3 separate regions of the Homo sapiens genome follow, and regions 1 and 2 are each linked to region 3. Evidence: chromatin contacts called from ENCODE Hi-C data. All regions are on one chromosome and are shown on one strand. The core of a region is the stretch at or near the end of the contact, and the rest is flanking DNA. Distances in the headings are between cores, read along the strand shown.

Region 1 (2,700 bases), core at 53-2,552, 1.8 Mb after region 3:
TGTAGGACTGTGAACATGTCACCTTACATGGCAAAGGAACTTTGCAGATGTACAGTGATTAAAGGAGTATACTTGAAGATCAGGAGAGTATCTTGGATTAATGGTGTGGGACCAATGTAATCACATGATCTCTTAAAAGGAAAGAGCATTTCTCAGTTGGGTCAGAGAGATGAGACGGAAGAAGAAGGTGGAGAGATTTGAGGGAATCAACCTGACATTGCTGGATTTGAAGATGGAGCAAGAAGTCTACTTGCCAAGCAAAGTGGTAGCAGCCTCTAGAAGCTGGGAATGAGCCTCAGTTTACAGGAAGCAAGAAGACAGGGACTTCAGGCCTACCTCTACAAAGAAGTAAGCTGCAAATAACCCAAATGAGCAGGAAATGAATTCTCCCCTAGAATCTTCAGGAAGAAATGCAGCCTACAGCCTCTTGATGAGACCCATGCTAGATTGCTGACCTAGTGAACTATAGGATACTCAATTTGTGTTATTTTATGCTACAAAGTTTGTAGCAATCTGTTCCAGCAGTAAAAGAAAATGAATACAAAAAGTTTTCATGGGCAGAAAGTTGGAATTATTGACTCAAGTAGCTGTTTGAATGACCTGTGCTCCCAGTTATAAATCACAAATAATCGAGTTGATTGTATTTTGCCATTGTTTACTGCATGTTCCTTTCTCAACAACTTTAGGTTTACTCACTTTTTAAAATGCAGCTCTAGCCACACAGTTGTTCTGCCATAGGCTGGTTGGGGTGTAGGGGGTGGGTAGTTCTTATGTCCTAGTCTGAGGCATACACAAGTTACGTTTTCTGCAAATATAGAAATATTTTCTCATTAAACACTGGTCACATCAAACATCACATTGCAATTTTTTGGGGTGTGTGTGTGTGTGTGTGTGTGTGTGTACAGATTTTGAAAGCCAACAAATTTCAAGATAAAACATTGTACACTTTTCCAGACACCTAAAAACTTCTCAGGTTTAATAGTCTGTAACAGGCTGTTTGAATTTAAATACTGGCTCCACTCTATACCTCGCTGGTTGCTTAACACTCTGTGCCTTAGTTTTCTTATCTGTAAAATGGGATGACAGGGCTACACTGAACATAAGGATTAAATGAATTTGTCTCTGTAAAGCACTTTTAACAATGGCTGGTACATTGTAAGCACCAGTGAGTGTCGGGTTGTTAATTGTTATTATTACAATGATGTCTTTGCTGCCAGTTAGGACAATTTCCAACTCAACAGTGGATTCACCTAACTTCATGTGCCCTAGCAGAGGAAACCTCAATTTGCTTGTGTGTCTGTCCCGCCAAGAAAATGCAGGTCACTTCCTCTGGCTTTCTTGCCTTAAGAGTTCCTGTTTCTGCCGAAGCAGAAGCAGGAAGAGAAAGTGACACAGTGATGTTTGCTGAGCAGAGCAGGATTCTGTCCAGTGACTTCTTTTTCCCCAATTAGGAGGCTGTGTTGGCAAGACATGGATTGTTCTTTACGCTTTCCCTATCTTTTCAGCTTTTTCCAAGAGGCCTTGGTCTCTATCCTGAGGCTTTCCTCATCAGCACATGACGGTGAGCTGAAAGATTCCTAAAGTTCTGTTGTCTCTCAAAACAAAACAGAACATTCCAACCAAATTTAAACAGATCCATTTACAATTTTATTACATATCAGCTTTCCTGTGTGGCATTTATTTGAGGAAAGGCTCTCTCAGATATGAGGGAGTTGGTTTTAGAAAATTAAATCAGACAGACTAAAATGACGATCTGATTCATGAGAGGAAAGAAGATACACTATGTGATAGAAGAGTTATTTTTGGAGAACTTATTTTCGTGACTCTGAATGCCCAGAGGAGAAAACATATGGATGGTATTGCTAATTTAGTACCATGTCTGCTTCAGGCTCTATGTGCAGTTTTCTACAGACTGGGCAGCCGACTCTTTGGTCTCCATTTTTGAATGGAGTGCTGCAAGAGATGCTGTCTGACATACGAAACAGTCAACTGAAAATAAAGTAGCAGAGTTAACGTAGGCAGTTTTCTTCACTGTGGTTACAAGATGGCAGGGCCTTCCAAATTTGCACACTGTACATTGAAGTGGAAGTGGATGCTAGCTCTAAAAGCTCTGTGTGGGCGGCGTTGAGAGTGGGTATTTTGATTTGAAAATTTTGTTAGTTGCCATAGTAATTGTCACAATTATGTGGTTTGTTCGATCTTTGTGATACTGAACACCTATTAGCAGCACCCAGAAAGCGGTGTGTTTTAGTTTTTTTTCTTGTGCATACTTACAGAGAGAAAAACAATAATGTGTGGTCAGATTTTAAGATGAAGTAAAAACAATAAAAAAGTATCACATATCTTTATGTAAAGTGTGTTTATTTTCTTAATTATTTTTTAGTCAGATTTCTCTTCAGCAGAAAAGTCATCAGGAAGTGATTTTGTTTTTCTTTTTCCAAAACAAGGAGACCCAGAAACCAAGGTTACAAAGCTTTGTAAAAAGAAGAACAGGAAGCTCTCCTTTTGTTATTAATGTGTTGTGTCAGCAATGATGCTACTTAAGTTCAGGCTGAAATTTAAGCTGAATCAAAAGAGAGTGTGTGTTTCCACTCCCTTTGCATTTGTGGTGCTCACCATGGCCACTGATTATTTAGTCCTTGATTGCTTTCCTGGGGCTGTTTTGCAGGTGACTTTTGAAACATGGAGAGGCATTATTTG
Region 2 (2,784 bases), core at 205-2,704, 1.2 Mb after region 3:
TTTCGAGTCCCCAGTGTCTGTTTTCATTTTTATGCTCATGTGTACTGATTGTTTAGCTCCCTCTTACAAGTTAGAACGTGCGGTATTTGATTTTCTGTTCCTGCATTAATTCACTTAAAATAATGGCCTTCAGCTGCAACCATGATGCTGCAAAGGACATGATTTTATTCTTTTTTATTGCTGCATAGTACTCCATGGTGTATATATAGCACATTTTTAAAAATTCAGTTCACCAGTAATGGGAACCACAACAAAACAAAGATGTCCACTCTTATTCAACATAGTACTGGAAGTCCTAGCCAGAGCAATCTGGCAAGAGAAAGAGATGAAAGACATCCAAATAGGAAAAGAGAAAGTCAATTTATCCCTATTCTCTGGCAATATGATTCTATATCTAAAAAACCCTAAAGATTCCTCCAAAAGACTCCTAGTTGTCACAAACAATTTCAGCAAAGTTCCAGGATACAAAATCACTTTTTTCTTAGAATTAAAAAAGAATTAAGATAAAAAGTGTTTAGGTACTTAGGTCTAAATATTTGTATTTCTTCAAATTGTCTTCCATTCATTAAGGTCCTCATATTCATATATAATGTTAAGTAAAATGCACATACACCATTTTGTTTTTAGTTTTTTTCAACTCAATATCATTTTATGTAAGCATCAGTCAACTAAGAACTTGGGTGACTTTTAGTTTCCTATTTTTAAAATGGAAAGAATAACATCTACCACTTATGATTATTTTGTGGATTAAATTATGTTAACATTGATGAAATCACCCAACAAAATAAACTCAGTGAAATCTGAGTTTAATGTCAGTGTACTGATAGAGCCCACAACATTGTAATTTTTAAAAAGTAATTCCCACATTTTGAGACGGTTTATTTAGCTAGTTCATCATCAGTGTCTAAAAGGGAAATTGCTAAACACAATTAGTGCATTCATAAATTGTATTCCACATGCTTCTGAAAAGGATAAGTAACTAAAATTTGTCACTTCTCTTATTAATTTGTTGATTAAAAACACAAAAACATATTTATACAGTGCTTTGCCATTTGAAAATTTCTTCCATTCACCTATATGAATCTGTTATAAACTTCATAAGGTTGATAGATATTATTATCCACCCTTTATAGATGAGAAAATAATTGAGCTTCAGAAAAGTAAATAACTTGCTCACAGTTTGTGTTACATTTAAGTCTTCGCATTCCAAATGCAGCATTCTTTTCACCATAGCATACAACCTGGACACATTGCTCACAAGAAATAATTGAATTTTGGGGTTCTGTTTATTTTTGTGAGTTTAATAGGTTTTCAAAGACGCTATAACTTTTTTAATGTGTATTTTGTTATTTGCAAACAAAGCTGTATGATTTACCATATGTGAGCCTACTGAATTTTCTGTTATGTAAACTGTCTATTCACATCCTTTGAATAGACAGGAAGTAGAATCTTTCACCACATCCTCTTTAGCCTGCTTCTTTGCCCTTACAACAAACAAAATTCATTCCATCGTGCTCAGCTGACTGACAATAACACTTCAATGAAATAAGCTTGTTGGAAAAGGCCTTTTTCATAAAGGTAAGACATGCAACAAAAGTTATGAGAACCAATTCAACTAGAAACCTTTAGTGTACCCTGAATCCCACAGATAAATGACCCTCAGCGTTCAGCTCTTTGGAAAGCAGGATGTTTCTGTCTGTACATACGCAAAGTCCACCAACTTTAGTCCTATTTCTGACCATTTCAGCACTGTTCTGGATACCAAAACAGGGTTCCCATGTGTCTTTCAGAGAGGGAATTTCCTAGAACAGCAGCTGGCCTCCACTACCCCAGACTGCCCACACTCCCAGGGTTTGTCTAGAGCCCATCTGGCCTTTGAGTTGGGGGGGTCAGAGGGGGTTGGGCAGGGGTATAGTTCCCCAGGGCATTCATTCCATACAGTCTGTCTCAGCGAGGGACTTTTTATTGTTTGCTCCCAACCTGCAAGCCCTGCCAACTTCAGCATTAAAGCAGTTAGGCACAGTGATGTTTCCCAAAGGGAAAAGAAGGAAAAACTTTATCAAGAAAATTGCTCTCTTTTTAAACTCCTGACCTTATTAAACATTGGAGAGAACAAAAACTGCTGACAGTCTTAAATATGTTGAGTACAATAAGCCAAAATTAGTTCTCAGAGCTAAATCTTGGCTGTCTAACTTAAATGATTTAGTCACCATCTTTTGGAAAGGACAATATGAACAACAGAGTTTTCAATAGATCACTGAGACCCAAAAAGAAAGGCGGACTGGAGTGCAGTGGCGCGATCACGGCCCATTGCAGCCTCAACCTCCCAGGCTCAGGTCATCCTCCCACCTCAGCCTACCAGGTCACTGGGACTACAGGTGCACACCACCACACCTGGCTAATTTTTGTATTTTTTGTAGAGAAAAGGTTTCGCCTTGTTGCCCAGGCTGGTCTCAAACTCCTGGGCTCAAGTAACCCACCCTCTTGAGCCTTCCAAAGTGCTGGGATTACAGGTGTGAGCCACTGCACCCAACCCTAAATTATTTCTTAATTGATATTGGTTTACTGCCTTTTACCATGAGCTGATATGCATAATCTTATCTGGCTCTCATAAGAAATTGTCTGGGAAAATATGATTCCTCGCTATTTTTTTTTCCCATGGGGAGTTTTCTAGTTAAAAAACAGAAAACCTGTTAGATAAATTTTAAAAGAGCTGTAACACTTCTCCATTCTTTTAAATGAAAACAACAGAGGTTCAGAAAAAAAGTTAAGATGGTTTTCCTA
Region 3 (2,700 bases), core at 156-2,655:
TGGGAGGTGACAGTTGATAGTTGTGAAAGTTGTTGTCTCTGAGATTCGTGAAACACGCCGCTTTTTAGAATGCCTCTGAAAGAACAAAGAAGTCACTGGCACTCGACTATAATATGCTAAAAAGTTTCTGGTTCCAACAGCACACAGCCAGCATCAGGTGTTTTCTTTTTTGATAAATGCAGGCGGGGTGTGATGTGGGAGAACATTTTGTGTTTTCCTGTGAGAAAAAGATAGTAGAAAAGAAAGTAAACACTTTGAAATGGCAAATCTCTTTCTTCCTCCCTCCCCTCTGAATCCAGTAATCAAAAAACTGTGAACTTTTTTTAAATTTTATTTTTTTTCACTGTCAGTATTCAATATAACTGTGAACTTTTTAAAGGAAGATGTTTTATTCTTTGAGAACCCCCTTACTAGTTAGATACCTCTAAGTGAGATATAGTTGTTTAATTTTTCCAAGGGCTAAGTCAGTAACATGCTGGACAGTTGAGTACATGCAGATAAGACAAAGAAATGAGACCTGGGCCTAGTCCAAGCCCATAAAGGATGGCAGTAAAGTCAAAATTCCCCTACAACTTCAGGCTAGGAACTACTACATTCAATGAGATGGAAAGGCTACTATTCCTAAATATTTAGTATTTATTTTATTTAGTCATTGTCCATCTTATCACTTACCCTCAAAATATTCTTTTGAGCAGTAAGTTAAGGCTGTTTTTAGCTCGCAGTTGATTGACTACCATTACTCAAGCCATTTGGGCTGTTGGAGCTCACCTTTAATTAAACAAGATTCTTATGAAAAACTTGAGAATGAAATCTGGTTGTAGGTATTCCTGTACTTTTGGATTAGTCTAAGGCTGAAATTTCGCACTCACTCCGAAAAGAACATCAGAATCATTTCGACCATGCTATGCTGCACAATAAGGAGTAGTTCAAACGACAACTTTTTTTGATCCCAGGTGTTTTATTATAGGGTTTTCTGATAGTCTTACCGGAAAGGAAGTTTTCATTCTGCTTGGGAATCTGGGGATGTCTCTAGCCATTTCTAAACTTCTACAGTGCTTCCCCCACGAACTAAAGATAACAGGCAAGCAGTTTCCATTGGAACTGTGTTAAATCGACATCTGAAATGTTCATTGCTTATAATTTGATCTTATTTAATTTCCCAAAAAATCATTAGTTACTAGGTATTGCTAAGTACCCACGTTCGGGAAACGCATCTTTTTTTTTTTTTTTTCACGGTTATTAAAACCGAGGGTGGGGGGCGGAGGACGCACGTGGGAACCCACCAGGCGCCTCAGCTTCTGCACTACAACTCCCAGAAGGCGCCGCGGCCAGGAAGCCGCTTCTGGACGGGCGTTCCCGCCCCTCGCTGGGCTTGGTAGTTGGGGCGCAGCCGCGGTGGCTGGGCGCGGAGTGTGCGTGGCCTGAGCCGTGCGGGTGACTGCTTCAGGGCTTCTCCGCGACTGGACCGGGCGCCGCTCGAAAGCACGCCCTCCATTCGCACTGCTTGTTGGGCTCATCATGAAGCGCTTGGGCTCCGTGCAGCGGAAAATGCCGTGTGTGTTTGTGACGGAGGTGAAAGAGGAGCCTTCCTCCAAAAGGGAGCATCAGGTACGGAGGAGCGCCGGGCAGGCTTGGCGGCCCGCGTGGGCTCCTCCCCGCGGCGCTGGCTCAGTGCGAACCCGGCGAGGGCGGCTGGGCGCTTTAGAACTGCCCTGCAGGCCAGGAACCTCTGTAGGTTTCCCTGGGGAGGTCTGGGGTGGGAGTTCCGTACGCCCTGAGCTCCAGGTTCTTGTACTTTTCTTAGTTGTGAGGGAGGGAATTTGCGAAAGAATTTTCCTTATCAGGAGATTCAAACTTGTCCTCGCAAGGAAATGGATAACTCACATCCACAGCATGTCCCTTCCTTTTCAGGTCAGCACCTTTTGGGGAAACCCCCTAATCAGGTAATTGCCACAGTCCAAGCTTTACTACTTTTCAAGAGTGCAGTAAGAAAGGGTGGATATTAGAAGACTTGCTTTACCTGTTCTGTCCGAACCAGTGGCGGTGTTGACAGTAGCCTAATTAGGTCACTGAAGTTCACACCTCATATTACCAGTAATTACTTAATTTATTCTAACTTTGGTGTTCTCAAGGTTTTCTGTTGCAGCAACGTGTTTTCCATAGTGTGCCCTCGGTAAATGCTAGTGAGTAACCTATATTTGGGTAATTTTTTCATATTGTACTATAAAACGTTGTAGTCTTTGATCAGTAGAATCCCCAGTGATTAGTTGGGTGCTTCCCAACTTTGCTGATTTCAAACAAAACCAACATGTCCATTGGAAATCCACCTCACTTGAGTTTCATCATTGGCACTGGCTTTCTCGTCTTCTGGACTAAAACTTGTTTAAGGCAAAGATTGCCCTGTTATCTTTAGTCCCAGCTTCTAGGACCTGGCACGTGGTAGGCACTGGATAAATATTTGTTGAATTAAAGAATGAACCCTGGAATCATTTCATGCCAGTTTTCCATTCACCTTGATGCTTTTTACCTTATAGCATCTGATCTTTTCCTGCTTTCTAGTGCTGTCACAGCTGTTACAGTTAATATTTCATGTCCTGCTCATTGCACCACCTAACTGGTCTTACTTGCCACTCAGACTGATCATCACCATGTTCTTTCCTCGTCAGAATACCACAGTTATTACTCAATGTTTGTAGCAGT

The links. Hi-C counts contacts between places; a loop is a spot of excess contacts on that map. Pooled maps may share reads with other maps.
Region 1: a pooled map shows a loop between it and region 3 (3-fold over the local background). The contact joins the enhancer-like site here to the promoter of RLIG1 in region 3. A Hi-C loop is called at or near these places in 4 of 50 pooled maps.
Region 2: a loop to region 3 is called in a pooled map, with 3 times the contacts of the local background. The contact joins the enhancer-like site here to the promoter of RLIG1 in region 3. A Hi-C loop is called at or near these places in 3 of 50 pooled maps.

The regions. Positions count from the first base shown.
Region 1 is chr12:89,861,634-89,864,333 of GRCh38, forward strand. No RefSeq gene overlaps it. Among named protein-coding and RNA genes, the nearest start is that of LINC02399, 85 kb to the right of the region's middle. Within about 2 kb of position 1,303, at least 17 of the 41 ENCODE cell types and tissues checked have a DNase peak (open chromatin) inside an H3K27ac peak, as active enhancers do.
Region 2 is chr12:89,279,562-89,282,345 of GRCh38, forward strand. It overlaps the pseudogene RNU7-120P. Among named protein-coding and RNA genes, the nearest start is that of DUSP6, 72 kb to the right of the region's middle. Within about 2 kb of position 1,455, at least 6 of the 41 ENCODE cell types and tissues checked have a DNase peak (open chromatin) inside an H3K27ac peak, as active enhancers do.
Region 3 is chr12:88,034,131-88,036,830 of GRCh38, forward strand. It overlaps RLIG1 (RNA 5'-phosphate and 3'-OH ligase 1), which reads left to right and starts at 1,406. Exons shown (of 7, transcript NM_001009894.3): 1 at 1,406-1,608. The coding sequence starts at 1,519. It overlaps LOC107984542 (a long non-coding RNA gene), which reads right to left and starts at 1,366. Exons shown (of 3, transcript XR_007063395.1): 1 at 1,284-1,366; 2 at 1-217.